2 separate regions of the Homo sapiens genome follow, and region 2 is linked to region 1. The links are chromatin loops, found by intact Hi-C in ENCODE. Cell type or tissue: heart right ventricle. All regions are shown on one strand. Links, peaks and the distances in the headings refer to the core of each region. The heading gives the core; the rest is flanking DNA. Region 1 has its middle 120 kb from the start of RNU105B. Region 2 has its middle 66 kb from the start of RNU105B.

Region 1 (12,886 bases), core at 1,910-9,909:
AATATTTACTCTCTAGCCCTTTACAGAAAAAGTTTGCTGGCCCCTGGTATAGACAATCTGGTTCTCATCATCCTTGGGGTTTTGTCAACTCATGGGCATGTATTCCTAAGCTTTTGGCTGATATCTAATGGATAAAGTGACTTTTGTGCCCTCTCTCCCCCCATTGAAACAAAATAACCACTCTCTTGTTTTCTAAAAGACTGAAGGTTATAAAATAAGAAACTGCTCAGGTCTCCAGAATGGCGGCAACAATTATCGAATGAATAAATTAATATTGAGATGAGAATAATGTAGACTAGGGATTGGCAAGACTAGGAGCTCTGGAGGCATATGGAATTGGTTTCAAATCTTAATTCTGCCACCCAAATGTGTAATCTTAATCAAAATAATTCTCTAAGCCCCAACTAACCTTTTTGTAAAATCCTCATAGGAAGCTGTGGTGGTTAAATTAGGTATGATAGATACCTTTTAGATGAGTTTGCCCATCCAAAGTCCTTTCTCTGAGAACTGTTCCCCCACTTCCAACACCAGGAGCAACCTGTACAGCCCTTTCTACCTTCTCTCCTCTGACCACAATGGATAGGACAAAGCATGAACAAATGATGCAAAGTTTGTCTTAGGCCAACTAGATGTTTTCCCTCAAAAATTTGAAAATGAAACATAGAAATTCTAGTTAGTCCACTTGAGGCACCTGGACTAGAACCACTTGTTTGGGCAACAAGCAAGGATAGAAGCAACTGGTTTGCAGACAGAGAAAAATGAACACAAAATGAGGAAGATATTTGTGTAGAGAATGAAAGTAGCCCCGCTCTGTTGGGATGGGAACCCTTCTGAACCTGTTATGAATGGCAGCAGGCATTTTCAACTCACGGGTAAAGGTCTAAGTTCATTAAGTCCTGCCGTTGGAGCCCAGCCCACCTCCGTCTCCAAGCTGCTTATACAATTCAGCCCCTCAAGCATCCATATCTCCCTATGGATAAGCTACAGAAACAGGGGTGATTAAAGGTGACTTGCATTCCATTATTTGTGCTAAACATTTGGTGCAGACTTCTTTGTTCTGAATTCTTTAGCATCAGAGGGAAAAGACTGGAAAAGAGAACAACTACACACAGAGGTGGGTGATCCCATTCCATAAAACCAAAACTTTGGAACTTGAACATCAAATCTTTCAAGTCTCAGGTATGACGTCCTAGCAACATATTGTTAAAAATTCAGCTTCAGATCCAAACTGCCATAGCAGTTTCCTGATTGCCTACTCTCAGAAGACTGAGTTCCTTCTGCAGCTGCATAGAAATTGGATATACACAGAGATTTATAAGAGAACAGCAGTAAAGGGGCCAGAGATTTCTCTTGCTACAGATTTTTCAGGGAAACACATGGCAGTTTGGGGAAGTCCCTAATGCTAATGACTTTCCACTTCCTAGTTTCATTCCCTTGGTGGCAGCCTGGCTACTTTTTTGTCCTTGGTTCAGGGAGATAGTCATGCACAAAATCCTGTTTTAAAACTAGCTCCAATGGAGTTCAGTCTATTCTCACAAACATGCCTGGACTGAAATAATGAATTTCCTGGTGCATACTTGTCATTCAACAATGTAATGATTGTCAATATTTTTCAAAGTATTATTAGTTGGCATTATTATTATGGAATAATGAAATATTGCCATGGAATATACAGTGAAAACCAATGACCATAGTTTTTATAGATTCAGACTGCAGTGTGCAGGCATAAAATGACATGGTGTCTGGGATTTGCTTCAGAACAATTCCATGATAAAACTTTCTTTTTGTTTTGTTTTGTTTTGTTTTGTTTGTGTGTGTGTGTTTCCATGATAAAAATTTAAAAACAGAAAAAGAAAATGAGAAAGAAAGAAATAGATAGAGCAATTTTGGTAAACTCTTGGTAATTGTTGAGTCTGGGTGATGGGTATATGGGAATTCATTGTATTATTCATTCTGCTTTGTGTATATTAGAATATTTTCATAAGAAAAATTAGATTAAGATTATTTTTAGAGTTAAAATAATTAGATTTTAAATATAGTAAGTTGCTTACATAAAAGCTCTAAAAAGTCAGTTCATCATTACAGTTTGCAAAGAATATTTTAGAACTATTTATTCTTTCAAAATAGAAAGAAACCTCTCTTGGATGACGTAGAGTGGCCCTGAGATAGGGAAATGGACTAAATGACATTGTAAGACACCCTCCGCACACACACATACTTGTCACCTCTACTATTCTTCATTAATGCATTTCTTCCTAAACAAATGGTAAAGCATTCTTCCAAAGAATATTTAGAAAACCATCAATAATCCATATGTGTCAAAGATTGCAATATGTCTTTAAATCTCAGAAGGAGAGGGAAATCACATTATAGATTTCTTCTTTTTCCAATACATCATGCTAATGACAACGAATTATTGGGTGCTCTTTATTCTCATGGGATGAATCAGGCCAAGGGTTCTGTTCTCTGTGGCTGGTAAATCAGACCCTGGAAACTGTGTCATCCTGGCTGGCCTCTTTCCCTAAGTACATGCAACCAGCCGCCCGCTAGTTCTGGGCTAATGAAGTCCAATTGCTCCATAGGCTGAGGTTTATTCAGTTTGTATAAATGGGAGAAATAAAGACCAAATATGGCCTGGCCTAAGTAAGACATAACAGTTTGAAGCACAGAACTGAGCCAAGAAAGGGAAGCATAGGAAGAAAGGGGCATAAAACAAAGGCCCCAACATGCTCTCTGCTCTAGAGGCAGCCAGAGAAGGAGCTGCTCAGTCCATCCCTGAGAAAAAGAGGCTACCCAAGGTTGGCAGAGAGGGTGTGCTGATGATGGAAGGAGAAACTTTGATGCCTCCTTGGTCCTTTTATTCCACCACCTCATGACCATAGCCTGAAACTCGTAACTCCTGCCCATGCAGGTTGGAGAATTGAGAAGAAATTCTACTTGAAGAAAAGGTGGTACCTGGGGGCAAGTGAACAGAACTGGATGACTGAACATTACCCTAAAGAAAGGAACAAGGCAGCACCTAGCACAGAACCTGGCACATAGGAGGTTCTCCATAAATTTATTCATTCATTAGAAAAAAAATGGAGTGGGTGCCTACTATGTGCTCTGTACTAGGAAATTCAACCCTGAAGGAAATAAATATAAAGTTCTTGGCCTCTTGGAACACAGAGTCTGTTGAGAGGATTGGTAGTTATGCAGATAAACGTATAATCGCTAAGTCTGATAATCAGAAAAACACTGATCTGGAGGGGTTATGGGAGTCTTTAAGTGTTTTGTGCTCAAAGGCACCCAATGTCAGAATAACATGATTAACTAGGAGTCCAAGCTCCAGAAAGAGTCTTCCTGGATTCAAATTCCAGTTCTATCATTCCCTTTCTGGGTGACCCTAGGCTGGTTACTTAACCTCTCTGTTTTTCTGAAAAACAATCATGTTAATAATAAAGTGAATGTGAGATCCAGCCTCAGCCCAGAATAGGAACCTGATCTCTAATGGCTCTGCCACCTGGCCCTCTTGCCCTCTGACTTCTGGTTCGATTTGACCAATGGAAAGCATGTTCAAGAGATTAGAAGGCTGTGGTTTGGCAATTACCAATTTCTTCTGTCTCCTGGCCCTCCCCTAGAACTCTCACTAACTTTGAAACCCACCCCCTCTAGAAAAGTGTCTGGTAAAGGCAAAAAGCTCTTTGCTGTTGCTAGAACAGCAACATACCCTGTTGGTTTCTTATAATAGTCCCTTCACTAAACACCCTTCAACTACTCTTTTTAAATGTACCATGTGCTTTCCACTGAGGCCCTGACCAGGGCGCCTAAAAATAATTCTTGGCCCTTGATAAACACCTGATAAAGAGAAGCTAATATTATCCAAGTAAGACACTGTTTGAGATTTGTGTTATGTTATAGACAGTGTCTATGACACCCCCTATCATTGAAAACATGTTGAGAGGAGATAGTCTAACTCTTCCCAAACTCCCTAGAAGCCCATCAAAAGAGGATAATAAAATAAGGACCCAGCAAAACACTAACATAAAGTGGCCATTCATGGGTGAAGCAATAATAATTCTGGTCACCAGCAGCCCTTGCCTGTGTGCAAAAGTTATGATGCCGTTATAAAAAATAAAAACACTGTCGGCCCTTTGACAATGATGTGAAAGGGGAGATTTTCCAGCAAAAGAATCTCAGCCAAATTTGAAGCTGTTATTTACCCGCTTAAGACAGAAAGTATCCTCTCTGGGTTCCTCGTGATCTAATCCTTTAAGCCTTCTGCTGGCACTGGAAACAATGTTAAGCTTTGGGATCAGGCCCTTTGGTTTCTATAATCCATGGGAATTTGAAGATGATAAATTTGTGGAGAGCCTGAAAGTTCCTAACATTTAATGGAACCCAAGGGGGAAACAATTAGGATACAGTCACGTAACTCCATTAACTCTTCTGGAAGGCTCTGAATTATGTAAGTCCCCTGCTGCAGCTTTCCTCCCCTGCAGCCCCATTTTGCCATGCAACAAGGAAAAAGGCAGAGGCAATGAAAGCAAATGAAAAAAAGGAAAGATCTTTCCAATATGACTATTTATTTGCATTTTCTATGAGAAGTCTGGTGGGGAAAGAATTCAAACTGACAACACAAATGAGGGGCAGGAATCAACATTAGACTGAACTTACTCAGGCTCTCTGAGCCACCCCCAACCCTTGACCATCCTTTCCAAGGATAACTGACAACTACACACAACAAAGAACACATCGAACCTATTCTCATTAATAGGATTTGTGGGGGCAAGATAGTCCTAATTTATGCTGGCGTGGGCTGAACTATTGAAAATAAAAGGATGAACAAGAAGTTTCTTTCATTTCAGCTGTAACTGTCACTATAAATAGGACATCTACAAAGAGACTGGACTTTTGTGGGCTGTTTGAGCAATGCCTGTGAAAGGTTGTAACAAAACCTCAAAAAATAAATTCTTATTTCTCTGTTTGTCGGAGGCACTAACCTAGATTTGCCATCACACCTGTGCCAAGAAGAGAGCCTGCACCACTGCCTCTGTGTGGGTACCACTGAGGGGTTGGTAGCAGGGAGTATCAGCTGGTGTCAGAAAAGAGGGACACCTCCTACACTTGGTTCATGCTGTGTGCTGCTTACTCTCTTCTTCTCTCACCTACAGTCTCATAAGACATTATCCGACTCATTTTCATTCCAGTAGACTTGGTAGAAGAAGTCTATGGGGAAGCCAGACAAAAAAGATAATTGAAAGCCATCTGTGAATTTCAAGCACAAATAGCTCTAAACAATAACTGGCACAAAGTATGGGCTTAGTAAATGTTTGTCCGACTCAACTGAAGTCAGTGTGCAAGTTTTTGTTGTGGAGCAGACATGCCTTGGTCTCAAGGCATGCTCGTGCACCTGCAGGTTTGCCATACTTGAGATAACCAACATCCAGGTGGGCTTTTAAGCCATGAGGAGAATGGACCTAGCCATAAGCAAATGTGGGACAGGTAAATTCAGGTAGGTGGCACAATCTGAAGAATTGTCGGGACTGTTCTATTTCCAGGCTCTTGCAATTCTACTATTAGTGGATCACTTCTGGGAGCAAATGTTGCCTTCCCAAAATAATTCATCTGGGGAGCAATTTCCATAAGATCTCATATTTTTAGGCATTTAGGACTTTTCTGTTTGTTTTCATATTCTTTAATATGCTTAATTCTCAAATTGTTTGTTTTCATCTAGATGGAATCTTTACTGGTAACCACTGTACAGGTGAGGAAATTGCCATCTTGACTTTGAGGGAAATGCTTTTTAGAAATTTGACTCAGGTGTTCCAGGACAGGTAGTGTGTAGGGTGCTGATCTATTTTGCAGAACAAGTTCTCTCACTGGAGAGGTAGATTTGTGGGAAGCCTCAGACCTCTTGGGTTGGGAACTGAAAGCAGAATCTATCTAAATCTCCAAAAAACTTTGCACTCTGCATATGGTTCATTATGAATAATTTAGTAAAGTATTCTTAAATTCAAAACAGAACCTGCACCCCAAAATGATGGATGGATCTTAAGAACACTTGATGAAGGCAATGTCTGCACACTCTGACAGAAATGCTTTCAATGCAGCTTTCTTTTCAATCACTTGGCAGCAAATGTCCATGTTTGCAATCTCATCAGGGAGACTAACACTTGTGTCTCCTGCTGATCATGCCATTGTGCAGACAGACTTCATCAACAGGCTTGATTGAACGTTCTGATTGGAAATTTTCCTAGAAAGTTTCTGTGCAGAACATGTGGATACTGCCTTGCTTTCAAAACATTTGTCTACACATAGGCAGAAACCAGTGGGCTTAGAAGGAAGAATTGAAAGAATTGTTGCCAAGCCTACGTTCTTGAAGTAATGCAGCATAACTACAGGAGACAGCCCTTAAGTATACTGAAGAGGCATTTCTTAAGTGTGCTAAAGAAGCAGATCTTGTCCAAGATATTCCTTGGGCAACATCTGCTCAGTAAGAATTCATCTTTTGATCCGTTCCTTCAAGGATTCTTTACTTCATCTCATTTCTTGGCTTCTATTTTGGCTTGACCTGAAATAGTGGTTTCCTCTGTTAACATTACATCTTCAGCTTCCTCCACCTAGGCCTGCTTCCCCATTGCCCTCTTTCTAACACTGGGGATCCAAAAAGAGTTCTCAATGTCTCTCTGAAATTTCCTGATGGAGAACATGATACTTTACAAAGAAAGCAGCACAGAGTTAGGAAAATACTGCTCAGAAAGCTTTTGTTTCTTGACTGCATCAGTTATTTATTCTGCAAAACAACCATCCCAATTTAGTGGCTTAAAATGGCACCCATTTTAGCTCATGATTTTATGAACTGGCAGTTAGGCTTGGCTCAACTGGGTGATTCTTCTGGTTTCTACTGGGTTGGCTCAGAGATCTACAGACTTGTGCTTATCAACTGGAAAATCATGTATAAGGGGGTCTAGCTAGTCTAAGATGCTCTCACTCAAATATCTCATGGTTGGCTCACTGTTACCTGGGATGATGAGGGTGAATGAACCACGTGTTTCTCATTCTTCCACAGGATAATCTGGACTTTTATGTATGGCAGCTTAAAACAATTCTGAGAGGATAGAAGCATATAAGTGCTCTTGAAGCTCTATTCAAAACTAGTATGTAAATTCCACCTCATTCTATAGGCCAAAGAAAGTCAAAAGGCCAACCCAGAATCAAGACTTGGGGAATTAGATGTCTTGATGGGAGTTGCTGCAATGGAAGGTGGTTACAGAGATGAGTGAAGAATTGAGGACATGTTTACATGACTCAGAGGAAGTTTATTGACTAGAGAACAGAACCTACTTACCTAAATACAGACTTATTTCCTGACCCCATGCACCTCATTCTTTGCCCTTTGAAACTCCAAGAGAAGTTCAAAGAAGTCAGGGGACTTAACACAATTCCATCTGAATGAATTAGCAAAATATGGGTCAGAGATAACTGTGTTTTTCCAAAAGGTGGAGTTTATCATTAATGATCTCACAGAGCATGGAGAGCTGTAGATTATGCCATACAAGACTAAACAAAACCCCTGATCTAGCTATCACAAAGCCTTGGCATATAAGGACTTTTTCACTTTAGTCACAAAATATGCTTCATCTAGCACTTGTCCTTACTAACTAAGCCTTTCAGCATTGTAGGCTTTTTGATCCTATTGTATTCTGGATCCCTGCCCTTCAGGGTCAGCTCTGGGATGCCCAGATGTTTAATCAAACTCAATATATGAGGGCTATCAACCAGTCTAAATAGAGAGGCAGATGGAACAAAGACAGATTAGGGAGGCTTGTTGAAATTTGGCTTTGTTTTTTTTTGCCCTTCACAGTACAATTGTGTTCTCAAGACTAATGAATGATATTTTCCACAATCATCTAGACTGAAGGAGGCAGAGAGGAGTATAATCAACTTCTGTATTATCCTCAGCTATTCCAGTGACTGCTTCTCCAACATACTGATTCAGATGGGCCTGGCTCTTCCACATAAGGACCAGAACTCTGTACATACGGTCTCCAAAATAGCATCCTTTATCCATCCTCCATTCACTCTCCCTATACTGACAGTTCTGTGACTGCTTACTTCATTTCTACAGGGTTTGCCTGTCTGGACAAAGAATATCTGACTGAGGCCCCCAGTTTGCTTTTGGTTATGAATGGTGCTACATCTAATTCTTTTCCACATACTGTCTCCTGTCAGATGAAAGGGAATAATCAGACAACAGAAAATGTCTCACAATTACAAGACATCAACCTCTATTACTTATAGTTTCTGTAAAGTAACTGTCATCCCATTTCTAAGCAGAATATCCCCTCACTCTAGTGGGGGTTTTACCTCTAATCACCTCATCCTACGGGTTTTTCCTCATGCCAGCCTCAATTGCTACCCTTTTTGAAAGGTGCTCAGCCAAGCTTTGTTTGATTGATTGATTGATTTTTTAAATTTTTTGTTTTGAGACAGAGTCTCACTCTGACACGTAGGCTGGAGTGCAGAGGCACGATCTCGGCTCACTCAACTCTGCCTCCCAGGTTCAAGCAATTCCCATGCCTCAGCCTCCCAAGTAGCTGGGATTACAGGCACTAGCCAGCACACCCGGCTAATTTTTGTATTTTTCGTAGAGACGAGGTTTCACCATGTTGGCCAGGCTGGTCTTGAACTCCTGACCTCAGGTGATCCACCCATCTTGGCCTCCCAAAGTACTGGGATTACAGGCGTAAACCAATGCACCCGGCTCAAGCTTTGTTTTAAAATGTAGGTTTTATAATGATTTAGATATGGTGAGACCAACAGATAGGAGACAGCTGCCGTTGAAAAGATAGTTTATTACTCACAGTTCTCAAGAGGGAGCAGCTGTGCCCTTCAGCGCCACACCAGGAGAAGCAGCCGGGTCCATCAGGAGGCAGAGGGAGCAAGGGGAAAGTGTGGGTGAGAGCCTTTCTTGTGGTTTCCATGGGAAGAAACAGGCAAGGCAGGGTAAACAGGCTTAGGGTTTGCTAGTTTGAATGATCTCAGTGGGCTCTGAAGGGCCCAGGCTGTCCTGAGTTGTCTGGGATCTGGTCCTGGAATGATGAGGGCAAGGGAATATTGGCCTGGAGTGGAAGAGCTAAGGGAGGTAGTTGGGGTTATGAGCTTTGGACTGGTTGGTCTGCATATGAGAGGCATACTCTAGTTATTTTTTCTGTCTAAAGATGTGCTAATCCTAGGAGGGGCAGTCTCTCCCTGGTCAGCAAAGCCAGAGCATCATTAATATAGATTCCAGCCCCTTCTAATAGGCCATTTTCAGAATGAAGGGGCTACTCACTGTCGATGGCCCCTAGTGAGTCCTTGCACATCGGATACCAGATACTCTTAAGACTTGGGGACCCTTCCTCACAATATGCAGAGTCAGATGTAGCTTCCCAGCTCCACCTCCCTCTGTCCTTCCCTTTGGCTTCTCTGTGCTTTGTTTCAAATGGCCTGCACCCAGGACTCTATTTCTACAACTGCCTTTGGGCTACCAGAGCTGCTCTGCCCACTTACCCTGAGAGCTGTAAGTTCCTAGAGGGCTATGCATTCACCCCTCTCCTGGGTCCCTGTGTCCATTAGCCTAAGACTGGCTTATATAAAATACAAAAGTCCAGCTCCTTTCCCTCCAGTGGGGACAAACTCTGAGGCATGTGTAGCTTATGTTCCTAAGCTCCCCTGTGGGGTCAGGGTCAGGCTGAGGCTGAGGCCACACCTGAAATCATAGCTTCCACTGGCTTCTTCTCCTTCCTTTTCATGCCTGCCTGTCCCAACTCCTTTTGTGGTTTCTCCTAGGCACATTTCTTTTGAAAAAATATCACTACACATAAATCCCTATCTCAGGATCTGCTTCTAGGGAACCTGACCTAAGATAAAGAGGAAACCAGATGAATTTATCTGAACCATGGTAGACTCTTAGTGCATCTATCACCATCTGCAATACAAGTTAGTGTGAATCAGCTTTTTATATCATCTGCCTAGGAAAATTGGTTTCCTAGATGGGTCTTGTGGTGTTTGATCTCTTGGGGAAACATCCTACTGAGAGTCACAGGGGTCCCTCATTATCCTATTCCCCCAGATCATAGCTTATTGCACCCATCCTGACCCAAAGTAGCCCACTGGTTGACATTTCAGCAGCCTGTGTGGCCAAGCCTGATAATATAGTGGACCAATGAGATGCTATATTAGTCTGTTTTCACACTGCTGATAAAGACATACCAAGACTGGGTAATTCATAAAGGAAAGAGATTTAATTGACTCACAGTTCCACCTGGCTGGCGAGGACTCACAATCATGGTGGAAGATGAAGGAAGAATGGCAGCTGGTGATGAGAGAATGAGAGGCAAGTGAAAGAGGAAACCCCTTATAAAACCATCAAATCTCATGAGTCTTATTTACTACCATGAGAACGGTATGGGGGAAACTGCCATCATGATTCAATTATCTCCCATTAGGTCCCTCCCACAACACATGGGAATTATGAGAGCTATAATTCAAGATGATATTTGAGTGGGAACACAGCCAAAGCACATCAGATACATTTCTTGGGATTCTGAATTTGTCAAACAGAGGGACTAAAGCTGTTAACAGCAGGGTAGGCACTGAGTGAACTAATCCCACATTTCCTTGATGAATAAACCCAGGGATATCATCATGAGTGTCCAGTGGAGCCCATTTTATTGACTACACATCACGTAATGTTTTTGCTTCCATCCTTCCTGAGTGCATAACATATAGAAAAAGTGCAATCAAAATTGCCTTTCTGCAATCCTCTCACAAAACAATCTAGACGACCCTCTGCCCTTTCCTGTTTTCCTGGCTACATTATCTTTTACTGTGAGAAAGACTTTGAACATCGCTTTGGGGGATATTAACATGTCCAAAGTGTGCTTTGTTTTAAGAAAATGTTAGGGCAGCTTGACAGACATTGAGAGACATGAAACTAAGGGAGAACAAAATACAAATTCCAGTACTTAATAGTAAAATAGCATAAACTGGGCTCCACCTTTGGAGAAGAGGGACTGCAGGCTAGGGGGCAGAAGATGCTCCCAGCAATGACTCCCCTTGTACAGACCTGTCTTTTGTTTCTTTGCTCCTGCAGGGCAGAGAGAAACCCCTGGGAAGGAGAATAGGGCAAGGTGGATGGAGTGCTCTCATTTTGTGTTTTGACCTTTCAGTTCTTCCCTTTCCCTCAGGGTTTGAAAGGTACTTTGTGGGTGGTAGACTCTAAAGCCTAAGATTTTACTCATTTGAAATACTAGATACAAGAATATTTTCCCTAGTGTCCTTGTCCATTTAGGCTGCTATAACAAAATATCATAGATGGGGTGGCTTATAAACAATAGAAATTTATTTCTCACTGTTCTGGAGGCTAGGAAGTTCAAGATCAAGGCACTGGCAGATTTGGTGTCTGGTGAGGTCCCACTTCCTGGTTCATAGACACTGTCTTTTGGCTATAATCTTGCATGGCAGAAGGGACAAGGGATCCCTCTGGGGTCTCCTTGATAAGGGAACTAATCCCATTATAACAGCTATGTCCTCATAACCTAATCACTCATGAAAGGCCCTGCCTCCTAACACCATCAACCTGTGGGGTGTTCGAATTTCAATATAAGAATTTGGCAGGGATGTATACATTCAGTCCTTTGCACCTACTTACACCCATTCTGGGTCTAATCAAATAACTTATTAGTACAACAGCTGCATGCTCTATGCCATGGTCCCTTAATCCATCCCTGACTTATCCACAGCTGTGATGGGGACAGTTCCTGATGGCTCCATCAGCTCCCCACCTGAAGTACCTGCTTCTTTCCTTTTCACTGCAAGAAGTCTTTCTCCAGAGCCTCGAAAGTGTTCTCAGGCTACCTGTGATATGGCCAGGAAGTTGAGGATTTAATGCCACCAGGAGTGACCCTCAGCCAATGAAAATCAGAAGTCAGTAGATAAAGGCCTCAGTTTCTTCATTGCTCAGGGAACAGATCTAAAGCATGTTCTACGCAATACCATAGAGAGTCTCCATAGACGTGAATGCCAGTTATAGCAGTAACCTGCTCATTGGCACACCTTTTATTGGATTCACTTCTTTTCCTTCTTCTTTTCCCAACTCCCTCATTAGTGCTTTCCTGGAATCACTCAAAAATAAACTACTTGCACCCAAGTTCTTTTCTCAGGATCTGCTAATTAACTAGGACACTTGTGGTTAAGTGGAAAAATCTGACCCTTTTCTCAAAGTCCACTGACTTTGTCCTAAGACAATGCACTGAGTACAAGTTGAAATTAGGATGGAACAAAAATGCTGAGCCCGAGAAAGCCATTTGATAGCAGAGACAGTAAGAGAAGTCCAAGTTGCCACAACCACTACAGCCTATATGATGCCTTTTGCAAATTTCAAAAATATTTTACTTCCTCAAGACACTTTTCACCTATTGAAACATTTTCTGATATAGAACAAGGCACATTATTGCCATATGCCAGGAAATTGTCATAATAACTATAAAAATGTACAGTCTCTAAGATGTGAAAGGCTAACCCAAAGTCCCTCACTTTCACAACCGTATATGGTAACTCTGCCTTTACTTGGTTTCAGTTACAATTCTTGTTCCTCTAAGGCCCAGCCAGGCCATGATTCCTGCCCTTGAATTCTGTTGAGAAACCGCATTGCGTTCTGCCTGTCCTTAAACAGAGCTTGAATGGGTCTCTAGCCTTTAAAGAAACAGTAGAAAGAGTCCTAAGTCAATTATTACATGTAAGTCAGGACCTCCAGGCCAGTGGTGTAATCAGTTTCTAGCTCTAAAATTTGTTGAATAGATACTGATGAACTCCAGTTAGAAAACCGGTAGGATAACTTAGATCAAGGTCAGTGACACCA
Region 2 (12,886 bases), core at 2,807-10,806, 51 kb before region 1:
TAGCATAAAGTTTTCAAGATTCATCTATCAGTATTTAACTCTTTTTAATAGTTGGAGAATATTTTATCGGAAATATATTTTATTTATTCATTCACACCTGATGGACATTTGGGTTGCTTCCATTTTTTGGTTATTATGAATAATGCTGCTATGAACATTTGCATACAAGTCTTTATGTGGAAATATGTTTTCAGCTTCTCTTGGGTATATACTTAGGAGTAGAATTGCTATGTTATATGGTAACTCTATGCTTAACCCTTTGAGGAACTGCCAAACTGTTTTCCAAAGTGGCTGTACCGCTTTAAATACCCAACAATGTATGAAGCTTCCAATCTCTCACATTCTTGCTCACACTTGTTTTCTGTCTTTTTGATTATTAATATCCTAGTGGGTGTGGAATAATGTCTCACTGTGGTTTTCATTTGCATTTCTCTAGTAACTAATATGTTGTGTATCTTGACCATATGCATATCTTCAGTGGAATGTCTGTTCAAATCCTTTGCCCATTTTTAATTGGTTGAATATTTGTTTTTAAATCTAGGTCTCCTTTCTTGATTTTTGGCCTCTGGTGATTTTGTGGCTGTCCATCACAAAACCTCATCTTAGGAAGGCTCTTTCAATTATTATTTCTCCGAGGCTACTGAACAGCTGTAGGTTGCATAGAAATAGTCCTGGTTGTTTTCTATGTGACTCCAGAAAGCCATTTGTCTGCTTATTGTTTTACTAAATGTCAAATATTTGTTTATTTCCCCAGACTTCTCTTTCTTCTAAAATTAGAGTACATAAAATGTCTGATAAATGTGAGTTGCATTAACTTGCATCCAGTAAATTTCTTACAGAAGAAAATGTATTTATTAAGGGCAAGTGAAAGTTTGAATATTGCAATGGCGATCTTAGCCCCACACACTTTAAAAGTTGAAGCAAATTACATAACACATTATCCAACTGATGCTGTCAAGAAATTCAATGTGTCAATAAGAAACACACCAATAACAAAGGAAAACAAATTACCAATTAAATTATGACTCCTCATCAAACATAAAGGCATTCAATACAATTTCAGGAAGGTTAAAAGCAAAAGTATATCTTAGAATCAGTGAAATATCATAATTTGGTTTCTTTTTTTTACTTCCAAAACTACCTGTTCTATAAGAACCTATGGTTGTACGTTAATTTATTTAAAACCAATAGAAAGCACAATCTCCAGGCAGGATTGTATTCAAAGTAAAAATACCCCAAGACCAGAAAAATAGCTGGAAAGCAGAGATAAGTTTGTACTAAACTTGCTACAAAAAGTGCCCAAGTAAGATTTGATTCATAATCTACCAGAGTCTCTTAACATTGCTTTCATCCCCTCTTTGTCTCTCTCGTGATTGTCACTGATAAAGAAACTGCCACCAAAACCACCCTTAAAACCCAGCTTGTACAGCTCTTGCCTTTTCTCCCCTCACCCTCATCTCTGTATTTACTCTATTTTCTTGAACCATCTTTAATCTTTGCATGAATCCTTTAAGCTTTCCAATGTGAATCACTGTATTCTTTCTGAATGCTCTAGTGTTGCTTCATTCAGCCCCCCAAAGGCTCACAAATAAAGCAGGCAAAAATAGAATTATCTTTACACTGGGAGAGGCTACAGCTACACCTTCGTTAACATATTTTCCAGTAATATACTCAATCAACACATATTTAATAAACACCTACTATATTCTAGGCATTGATTCTGCCATAGGCTCAGTCAGATTTAAAGTGCATGTTTCTTGGTAATAATCATTCTCAGGTAAGTATATCTTTAAGTCCACTCTCTGTGCCTCTACTCAGACTCTGTGTCTCTACCCCAACACAGTTTGACAGAAGGAAGGGTCTATTTCTCTTTTCTCACAGCTAGGCTAATGCTATGCAAGTATGCACTCTTGCACGCTCACACACACACACATACAAACCCCAGATTGTGGCAGAGGGTCTTCAGCATCGAATGGTATTTACCATCTTTTTATCCTCACTTGCAATTTACACGCAGCAAACGGCCACCCCAAGTTTTGGAACCTAGGATATAGCCCAAGAGACAGTTTATGAGTTCAAGTAGTTTATTTGGGAGATGAATTTGTACCGAAATCTCTATTAAAAATGCCAAACTAGGATTGATTCACAACACATTACAAAGTCTCTACTTTCCCCATCTTTTCATCTCCCTGTTTATTACAGTCACAGATTAAAGACCTGCCCCTAACATTTCCCTCAATTCCCAGTTGATTTATTCCATTTTCTTTCTTTCTTCTATTTTCTTTAAGTGAGGTGGGAGTGTGAGGAAAGTTATTTTGATGACTGGGTTATCACTGTGAACAAAAGTGCTCAAGCCCCCCAGTCAAACTCAAAAGGCCTTAGGTGCACCCCTCACAGTTAACTCACCAAGACATGAAGAAGCTGGGACATTTACCCACCATTTCCCATCACTCATTAGTTGAGGCTTTCTGCTCAGGCACTAGCTCCTTAACACTTCCAACTTGTGCAATTTATTAGCCAAGCATGCTCCTGTGGCAAGAAAGCATCCTCAGGCAGAAATAAAAAACTCTTTAGGTGAAGAGAGATTTTTCTCAGGTGATCTCTGAAGAAGGCTAAGGGCTACATCCTAACACCCAACATGTCAAGAAAGGTTGCATTCCATCTGTAAGTAACATACACGGAAGAGTTAGGTAAACTGGTTTCCATAAAGCTACCTATGCACTAGGAATTATAGATCTTTAATTGTTAAACCTCAAGGCACCCCCTTGCCCAACTCTGAGACTTATATGTGACCATAATTATAGCTTGACTCATCCTCAAATGGAAGGACCCAGGGAATAAGCCTATGCCAGCCCTAGAATTGGGCTTGGAAACATTTGAGCCAGGAATTCTAGGGTGCTGGTTATAGTCTAAAAAGGGTATGTTGCCTCCAGTTTGGCATTAGGCCAAACAGATTTCTCCTTGTGGGGTAGACACAACCAGGCAAAGGCCAGAGTTAAGACCTCTAAAGCATGAGGCCCAAGGCAAGCACTTCTCTTGCCTGGATCCAGGACAGTATTGCTTCCAAACATAAGCAGCTGGATAATATCAAAAATATTAAATAATATAATATTGTCCCTATCTGATATGGCTTGGATGTTTGTCCTGTCCAAATCTCATGTTGCACATGTTGAAATGTGATTCTCAATGTTGGAGGTGGGGCCTAGTGGGAGGTCATTGAATCATGGGAGTAGATCCCTCATGAATGGTTTAGCACCATCCCTTTGGTGATAAGTGAGTTCTTGCTCAGTTAGTGCACATGAGACCTGGCTGTTGAAACATCCGAGACCTCATTTCTCTCTCTGTCTCTTGCTCCCACTCTGAACGTGTGACATGCTGGCTTTCCCTTTGGCTTCCACCATTAGTAAGAGCTCCCTGAGCCCCTCACCAGAAACTGAGCAGATGCCAGCACTATGCTTCCTGTACAGCCTGCCAAACTGTGAGCCAATTAAACCTCTTTTCTTTATCAATTGCTCAGCCTCAGGTATTTCTTTATAGCAGTGCAAGAATAAACTAATACACCATATGATCTTTCATTTACTCAAAAGTCAAGCCTTTCTGTGTTTCATGTCTCAGAGAATAAAAGCAGTAAGGTGGAAAGCTGAAAGTCTGTGAATCTCTTCCTGGCATTTCTCATTCAAAAACCTGAATAATTGGAAGAATGGAAAGGATTCCAGTTATGGACAAAATGTTGAAAGAAATCATGAAACAAAATAATGTCTGCCTGATCTGAGAAAAATAAACAAAATAAACAGACATGGGGGGTGGGTATGTTAAAAGTATAGATGTCAGAGGTTCTTGAGAAAGAAATTTAGTCTCTTTATGCAAAACACCAAAGAAAGAACGAGATCTCAGAGGGACCACAGTCAACCTTAGCAAATTGTACTAAGGCAGCTTCAATAAATCCCTATATTCTAGTGTGGCATGGAAACAACAGAAAAATTCCAGAATTCCCAAGGTTGAAACAGACAAAGCAGTGAGAACGATTGAATATAAATGGACTAGGAGGACAGCAACAACGTAGAGTGGTGGATGTCTCAGCAGAGGCCTGCATAGAAAGACGACATTGAGGATCAGTGGGTTCTCCTTCTGGCACATCTTAGCGCTGTGTAAGCCTCTTGGAATTTAGCTACAACTGAAAATAAGTGAGTTTCTCTTAGCAGATGGGCACTAAAAAAATGAACTATTGAGTTACATAAAAACATCTTACCAAAAGCTTCTGAATCATGAAGAGAGTCATTTATACCCAAAATGACTGAGCTTATCCGAAATGTCCTTTAAGACCTGAAGGAATACACATGTATATGACACGAAAGATAAAAGGTTGTTCCACTGGCCAACTATGATGAAGAAAGAGCTCCCTTAGAGATTCCCATGTTGACCACTGATTTTTCTTCTCAGTGCTTGAAACCTTGCTGATAATGTTTTCTTAAATTTCCAGATTTGCCCTTCCTCTTCTTCTAAGATTTGGGCACACCTGAATATTTACCTTAATATGCTTAATGCCATACACTGTCCTTTCTATTCCAATGGCCCGTTACGGTAGTCTGTGGTCCAGTATATTGTATTATCCTACTTATTATGTGCTGGATTCTAATTCTGAGGAAAGAAAGCCATTGTTTATGCTGTTTATCTTATTTACTGCCTGCCTAAGCACTGCATAATGCAAAGGGAGATTAGATAACCACATGTTAGCTATTCCAGCTGTCCATGGCCTCTCAAATCCTCTCTGCTTTTTGAAAGTTCCTTCTTATGTCATTCAGCACATCAACTTTATAATGGCCTCTGAGACAGCTACCATTTTCAGTTAGCTTCCTAGTTCCCAATTTTCCTAACCTATCTTCCAATTTAATGATTCTCTTTTCAGCTGTGTCTAATTTGCTGTTAAATCTGTCTGTTGAGTTGTTTGCTTTTTGTTTCAGCTCTTGCATATTTTTATTTCTAGACATTTTTTGGCATTCTTTTGGAAGTGCTAGATCACTCTTCATAGTTTTCTGTTCCCTGAACATTATTTCTACTTGTCTTTTTTTCCTTTAAGTATAGTAAGATGTTTTATAAATGTCAGCTTCACAGGTTAGTTTCTACTGGTTCCTGCTTAAAGTGCTTTATTGTCTTGTGTGTTTAATTTTTACTGAATAGTACTTATTTTCCTTGAAAAATTATTTATGGCCATTCTCTAGGATCTAGGATGGAAGTGCCTTCTGAGAGAAAGAATTCATGTTTGTTTCTACATGGTGCCTAGGGGAGTAGCTAACCTAGATCTCTTCAGTGTTTGTTTGTCTATTTTTGATTTGGTTTTGTTTTTTAATGTGTCTAAACCACTAATGTATACAATATCTCATTTTAAGAATACAATTTCTGATCTTGCCACTGCACTCCAGCCTGGGCAACAAGGGAGACTCCGTCTCAAAAAAAAAAAAAAAAAAAGAATACAATTTCTTGTGAGGCCAGTTTTGCAGATACAGCCTTTTTGGGAAAACTTTTTCCCTAGCTGAGAATCAAAGAAACTTTCTTTGCAGGCCCTATCATAAAGACAGTGTTAAGATTACTTCTAATTTTTCTTTATCCTAATTTTGAATCCTTTGGGACACCTGCTTAATGGTCAAATGGCCTCTTATTAGACTTTCTGATTTAAATTAACTCAGACTTTCATTTTTATCTGTCCCATGGGGCCATCAAAATTGAAGTTCAAATTTGCCAGGATTGGTAAACAATGCCTTCAGTGCTCTACTTACCTCTCTGGATTCTAGATTTCCCTTAGAGTTTGGCCTGATAATTACATGCTATCTTGTATCTTCATTATTTTTAAAAGGTTTTGTTTTCTACTTTATCTAGTACTTTAGTTGTTGTCTCAGAAAAGTTATTGAGTTCCTACTGGATATATTTGAACATTTTTAACTATTTTTCTGAAAAATACATTCAGTGATACCCAGACCTGGCCCTGCATCTGGTTAACATGAAATGTTTACTCTTAGTCTCCTGGGAAAGTAGCCAATCAAAGTCTAAAAATGAAGTGGCTCATTTGTTGTTTGGGGACACTCCATAGCATCACACTCATAGCAACTAGATAGAAAAATATCAGGTAGGGATGGCAAAGCCTTCTTCTATAATCTAAAGACCTTCAAGTTGTCAAATGTATGTATGATATCCTTGTAAGCTAAATTTAGCACCTAGAGCTCCAGTTTCTGTCTAAGATGTGTAAAAACTCATCTAGCCTGACAGTTCCCTGTTGGCTGCACCTCTGAGAAGTCAATTATTCTCAACAATGCCAATTTTAATTTATCCACCCTAAATTACTCCCAAATTTCTATGTGTATTTTTAATAGAAGGTATAATACCAAATTTAAGTGCTAATGGCTTTCTGGACAGTGATATAAAACCTGACCCTTGGTCATCAAATTGCCTGAGGAAACAGATGTTTTGATTACATTATATTTTTCACTAAGAAATAAGTATAAGATCAATTATTCTTTATTTTATCTCCAGGGCTTATAGTAGGGCCAGGCACAATTAATGACAATTAATAAAGGTTGAATAAATTAATTAACCTGTGGTAGATTGGTTGCAAAAAAAAAAAATGGCACTAATTCTTCACAGACTTCCTGTATTTTTATAATGTGACTTTGCAGATCTTGCCATGAAGAGGCCATGTCTCTTCTCTATCCCTGAATCTGGGCTGGTCTTAAGATAGGCCTTGGCTAAGAGAGTGAGTTACTCTATTATTACAGGTCCCAGATTAGGCGTCTTTTTTTTTTTTTTTTTTTTTGGAATCCTGTTACCACCATGAGAACAGGCCTTTGCTAGCCTGTTGGAGGAAGAGAAACCTCATAAAGCAGAGTTAACCTCATTTTCCCAGCTGAAGGACCAAACATAAGATAGAGCCCAACCAGGATCAGTTCAGCCACCTAGCCAAGCAGCAGCTGACCACCCAGCTGAGTGAGCCCAGCTAAGGTAGCAGAGCTGGTTCAAAGCAGCGGAACTTTCTAGCCAATCTGCAAACTTGTAAGCATTAATGAATGATTTTTTTGTTTTAGCCACTAAATTTTGGAGTGCTTCATTTACAGCAGTAACTAACTTGCACAAAATCATTGTTACAAACCCTTCTAGGGGTATTTTAAAAGAAAGGACACCAGGTTGGGAATCAGAAGTCTTCAATTCCATTTCACTCTCTGCCATGAGTTTGTTGGTCTTGCACAAAACAGGCCTTCTCTGTGCCTTAGATTTGAGATTCCTTTGAGTTCTAATCTTATTTTTCATGTGGAATCTTCCAAAATGTTTTACTCTGCATTCCTGCCATCCCTCATGATACAGTGAGAAAAGTTGATTTTTTTTGTATACTTGAGAATGTATTGAGTCTCCAAGGGATTTGCTTGCATATCAAGTATTGGAAATTCTAGAAAATTGAGCTGATGTATCCTTACTCTAAGCCTTCTCTAAAAGCATATTTTTAGAATAAATCCTTACTGGGAGCTTTCTGTGATTTGTGTTTTCTTTTGTTTTTGTTATGTTATTCTCAAAGCAGAAGTCAAACAAACAAACTCTATTAAAATAAATATCCTTGTTAATCAAGGCTTTAGTGAACTTTGTTCCTTTTCATCATCCCAAAAAGGAACACAAAACAGTGATTTAATAATGGAACAAAAATATCACTCAGAAAAAGAAAGAATCCTGGCTAACACCTTGAAACCCCGTCTCTACTAAAAATAAAAATATTAGCCGGGCGTTGTGGCGGGTGCCTGTAGTCCCAGCTACTCAGGAGGCTGAGGCAGGAGAATGGCGTGAACCTGGGAAGCGGAGCTTGCAGTGAGCCGAGATAGCGCCACTGCACTCCAGCCTGGGAGAAAGAGCGAGACTCCGTCTCAAAAAAAAAAGAAAGAAAGAAAGAAAGAAAGCACTCCAATATTCATCTGATTTTTACTAATTGTTTATATTATTGGAATAGAGATAATTGTACTTCATAGCCTTCAATTCTGAAAAGTATAATGGATTCATATGTAATGGACTCAAGCACACAAATTTGTGTTTATGCAAGGGGAGCCCATGTGACAATGATTCTTAGTAGTGGAGATTAGGGATCTCTTAGAGATTCTGATGTAAACTAAGAACCTTGATTCAGAAAATCACACAAATGTAAACATTCACATAGTAGACTTTTTCATGATTTTTGCCTCCTCAGCACTTTATAAACACTGTTCTTTTTTTTTTTTTTTTTTTGAGATAGAGTCTCACTCTGCCATCCAGGCTGGAGTACAGTGGCACAATCCCACCTCCCAGGTTCCAGTGATTCTCCTGCCTCAGCCTCCTGAGTAGCTGGGATTACAGGCATGCACCACCATGCCCAGCTAATTTTTGTATTTTCAGTAGAGATGGGGTTTTACCATGTTAGCCAGGCTGGTCTTGAACTCCCGACCTCAGGTGATCTGCCCGCCTCGGCCTCCCAAAGTGCTGGGATTACAGGCGTGAGCCACCACACCTAGCCCAAACACTTTTCTTATGTTTGAGAATTTTTTCCCCTTCTTAATCTGCATACCTCCGGAGTAGAATCTAAAAATTCACTTCCCGTGGTTGCATCTATGACACAGACACATGGTCCATAATCAACTATTCAGGTAGATATACACAGGACATCTATTTGAAAGCAAATGATATTCAAACACATGCACTCACAGATCCACTCTGGCTAGGTTGGAGGTGAAGACATTGAGATTTCAGACACAGTAGTGCGTGGGCAGAGGTACTAGTACATTATAGTGCATGGCATCTAAGTGAGGTGCAGTGACTGTTCAGGAGTCGGGGCATCAGAGTATTCCCTGAAGCATTGTGCAGTGTAACTTTAGAGATGTTCCTAGCTGTCCAACTTTCAGCCTAATTCTTAGACCCTTTCAGAGATTCTGGGAGTCATCTGATGCCCTTCAATAAATGCTTAAATTATGTCTGCAACAGAGAACTCTGACCAATATATGCATATCAAATAAAAAAACAGATTTTGCCCTTAATTTCAAGATTTTTACAAGATCTTCTGAAGATCATGCATGGCTTAGCTCTCAGAATACATAGATGCTCATTTGTTATATTGTCAGTGGAGAGGTGATAGGGAATGATGCTGCATAAGGCTTCTTGGTACAGAAGAATTAACACTGAATAGAGTAAGCAGTCTTGGCCCTAGTCTTGGCTTTGCTACTATTTACCTAGTCATTGCACAGTAAGTGGTGTCTATGTCCCCTGTCCTGAATCTGGGCAGGATTGTGACCATTAGAATAAGGTAGCAGTGGTGCTGTGTGACTTCCAAGGCTAAGTCAAACAAGGCAACAGATACAACTTCTGCCTTGTAGCTTGGGACACCCTGAGCCACCATACAAGAAGCCTGATTACCCAGAGGCCTCTATGCTGTGAGCAAGCCCAGACCATACAGAACAGCCATGTGAGTTGCCCCAGTTGAGAGGCTCAGCTGAGGTGCCAGTTGAAAGCCAGTAACAGCTGCCACATACAACTCTATAACTTCTCATACAGATTGATACATGAGCCCAGGACATCAGGTATTACCCAGGACTGTCTTGGGAAAATTGATGTACGGCCACCCTTTTGAGCATCTACTCTGTGCTAAGCACTTGTGCCTTCCTTTACCTCTGTGAACTCCTTAAAATGGGGTGAGGGTTGTTGAGCTAGTATATATCACAAATCTCAGTGCCACAAGGATAAGGCAAGTAACAAAAACACATGAGACAGCTGAATTTGAGTAACAGAACATGTCAAGGACGTCAGTAAACTGAAAGGCACACACGAAGTCTAGAGGGAACAGATATTCAGCTCCCATATGTATTATCAGAAAGCAATGCAGGCACAATTATCTCCTAATACTCTGATTTTTTTTTTCAAAAGAAGTTAAAAATATACATTTTTCCATTTAAATTTAAAACGTTCTAGACAATTTTTAAGGTAGTCTTTATGGGTTGGAGGATTTCAGTGGACTCTCCAGGCTAATAGTCCAAAATAAATCAATTAATGTAAATACCCCACAACCACTCTTAGGTATCTGCTAATCCTGGCTCTCCAGCAGGCTCACTTTGGGGATAGCTGTTATTTTTGTTAGAGGGGAAACCACTTCTATAAAAAGCCACTCTTTTGTCTCAGAATTCTAGATTGAAGGTAATTAAAGCTCCCCCCCGCCTTTTTTTTTATCTTGTGTGAAGAAGTTTTAAACTATCATGTTTAGTTATATAAATGTCCACCCAGGTGCAGGAAAAAAAATACCAATCATGAACTCTGTGTATTAGTCAGCTATTATTGTAAAAATGTTATGTAGCAAATACCCAAATAACTTACAACAAGCATTAATATCACAGTCATAGATTTTGGGGCTGGCTAATCTAGGCTGGGCTCAGTTGGATGGCTCTGCCTTACACTGTGAGGCAGCTAACTATGGCTTACATTCAGGTCTTCTCCCTCTGTGTTTCTTCTGAGATTCAGGGAGAAATAGCAGCATCTATCCAGCAGCAACTCTCCTCACAGCAGATCACCAGAATGCAAGAGCTAAGCCTAATTGAACAAGTTCAGCTAAGGTCTCTGTTTGCCTCACATCTGCTAATATATCACTGACCAAAGTTAAGTCACAAAGCCAAGCACACCCTCAAAGGGCCCAGAAGGACACTCCACCAACAATAGAAAGGGGAAAGAAGTGAATGCTTACTGAAACTAACCCAAACTCTCATATCCTACGTGTCTTTTTGAAAAGCTGGGTTCTTTTCTAAATCATCCCCGAACAACCTCTCTCTCAGGCCTCACTGGCTCCCCATGGAGCTGCTGGACTCTGGGACGTCACCCCAAGTGGATTTTGGCCTGCTGTGAGCGAAACACGTGGTGGGTGGAAGCAAATGCCGAAGACTTGGAACTCTCAGGACAAGTGCTCTAAATTAGGAACAAAGCATTCCATGAACTACGTCAAAACTTTAAAAATAAGCCTTTCTCCATGCACAGCTAATGACCTTGCTGAACACATTTAAAAATGTCTCATTTAAGATGTTTAAGTAATTACTCAGGAGGAGTGACCATAAGGTTTTTCCATCCCATCTGTGCCCTGCCTCTAAGCCCTCTCTTTCCCTTCATTGCCACGGGTCCTGGTTCCCTTGCAGGCTGTTCTCATGTAAGACAGCAACCTAATGTAAGAAATCTACAAATCAATCGTGCCTTTGGGTGGCTTCTTTGCTAAGAATATTGTTTTATTTACTCTGTTCTTTTCATGCCTTCTAAGGAGAAAGAAGACAACTACTGTCACAGAGAGTATTTCTTTAAGGCTGAGCCATAGGGGACCAGAGGATAGAGAATACCTACAATGGTCTCTGATCACAAACTCCTTTAAAATATTATTTTTTAAAAGAACCATGAAACAAGGTGAACATGCTGCAAATTCAAGCCTGAGTAAATAAAAAACCCCACATAACACCTGATGTTTTGTAGGAGATGCAAAAACCAGGGTGCATAGAAAACCTAGAAGTATATATTAGTCGGAAGTAGACTGAGATAGTAGGATAGACTGACCCAGGCTCTCAAGTTTCTTATTTACTGTGTAACTCAAGATAATTGGGCTACCTCATGGTCAATCTTGGTACGTGGTTACATTCCGAAGAAACACAAGTGTCTCATCAAACAAACCAACCAAGAAATATGAAAATCTTCCATGAAGACTCAAAGAGATGTCAAAGATAGAGGCAAATTGTATTGCATAACACATCACACTCCTCTTCCCTAGCTTCTTGAAGTCCTACATCTCACAGCAACGATTTAATCAGATTTATTAATTTCAATTATTCCCATTTGTTTCTCCACAAATTTTTTTTTCTTTTTTTTTTTTTAAAAAAAAGACCTGGGGCCAAGCATAACGGCTAATGCCTGTAAACCCAACAATTTGGGAGGCCAAGGCAGAAGGATTGCTTGAGGCCAGGAATTTGAGACTAGCCTGGGCAACACAGCAAGACCTTATCTCTACCAAAAATAAAATACTTAGCTGGGCATGTTGGTGCATGACTCCTAGGTACTTAGGAGGCTGAGGGAGGATGATCACTTGAGACCAGGAAGTAGAGGCCACAGTGAGCTATGATTGCACCACTGCACTTTAGCCTGAGCAACAGAGGAAGACCCCTGTCTCAAAAAAAAAAAAAAAAAAAAAAAAAAAAAGGAAAAAAACAGCAACCTGGGACCTAAACAGATACACAAAGGATGCACTGGAAGGTAGAGAGTCAGTGAATATGTATCAGTAGAATGTATGCCTTGGTCACACTTGCTAGGGTCAATTTCCATACCTCAGACAAGCATTTGCTCTCATGTTGGGTCCAGAGCTCCCCTGGTTGGACATTGTATTCAAAGCCACGCTCCAGTTTAAAAAATAGAATTGAGGCCTAAAGGCTTTGGTTCTAACCCCAGTCCCATCACTTAACTAGCTGTTTGCACTTGGACAAGTTACTTTGTTTTTATGAACCTATTTCTTCAACTATAAAACAGGAATTTTAAAAAATCCTACCTCAAGGTATCATCATCAGGATTAAATGATATCATGGAAATGAAACCTGGACACAAGTGGGGACTCAACAAGGCTGTGTGAATTCTGCACAACAGTGAGGTTTAGAAAGTGCTTTGATCACCTAGATACGCCATTTTTCAAATTTCTCTTTTATTTATATTCATCCCCTAAAATTATATTAAGGCTTCCTTACTGCTGTGGACTGAATGCTCCACAGCCTGCCACAAATTCACACATTGCAATCTAAATCCCCAATGTGATGGTATTTGGAGGTCAGGACTTTGGAAGGCAATTAGGTCATAAGAGTGGAGCCTTCATGATAGGATTTGTGCC

Evidence for each region. A loop is a pair of places that touch in the nucleus more often than their neighbours do. Peaks named below come from ENCODE experiments on the same cell type or tissue, not always from the same donor. Only the 100,000 strongest peaks of a DNase experiment are listed, where the experiment ranks them.
Region 2: it touches region 1 in a loop (4-fold over the local background); 2 of 110 quality-filtered maps call a loop at or near these places.

What each region holds. Positions count from the first base shown.
Region 1 is chr20:8,942,434-8,955,319 of GRCh38, forward strand. No RefSeq gene overlaps it. Among named protein-coding and RNA genes, the nearest start is that of RNU105B, 120 kb to the left of the region's middle. In heart right ventricle, for the core only: no CTCF peak of the experiment used is centred there; no DNase peak of the experiment used is centred there; H3K27ac peaks cover 2,238 bases.
Region 2 is chr20:8,890,822-8,903,707 of GRCh38, forward strand. No RefSeq gene overlaps it. Among named protein-coding and RNA genes, the nearest start is that of RNU105B, 66 kb to the left of the region's middle. In heart right ventricle, for the core only: no CTCF peak of the experiment used is centred there; no DNase peak of the experiment used is centred there; H3K27ac peaks cover 1,621 bases.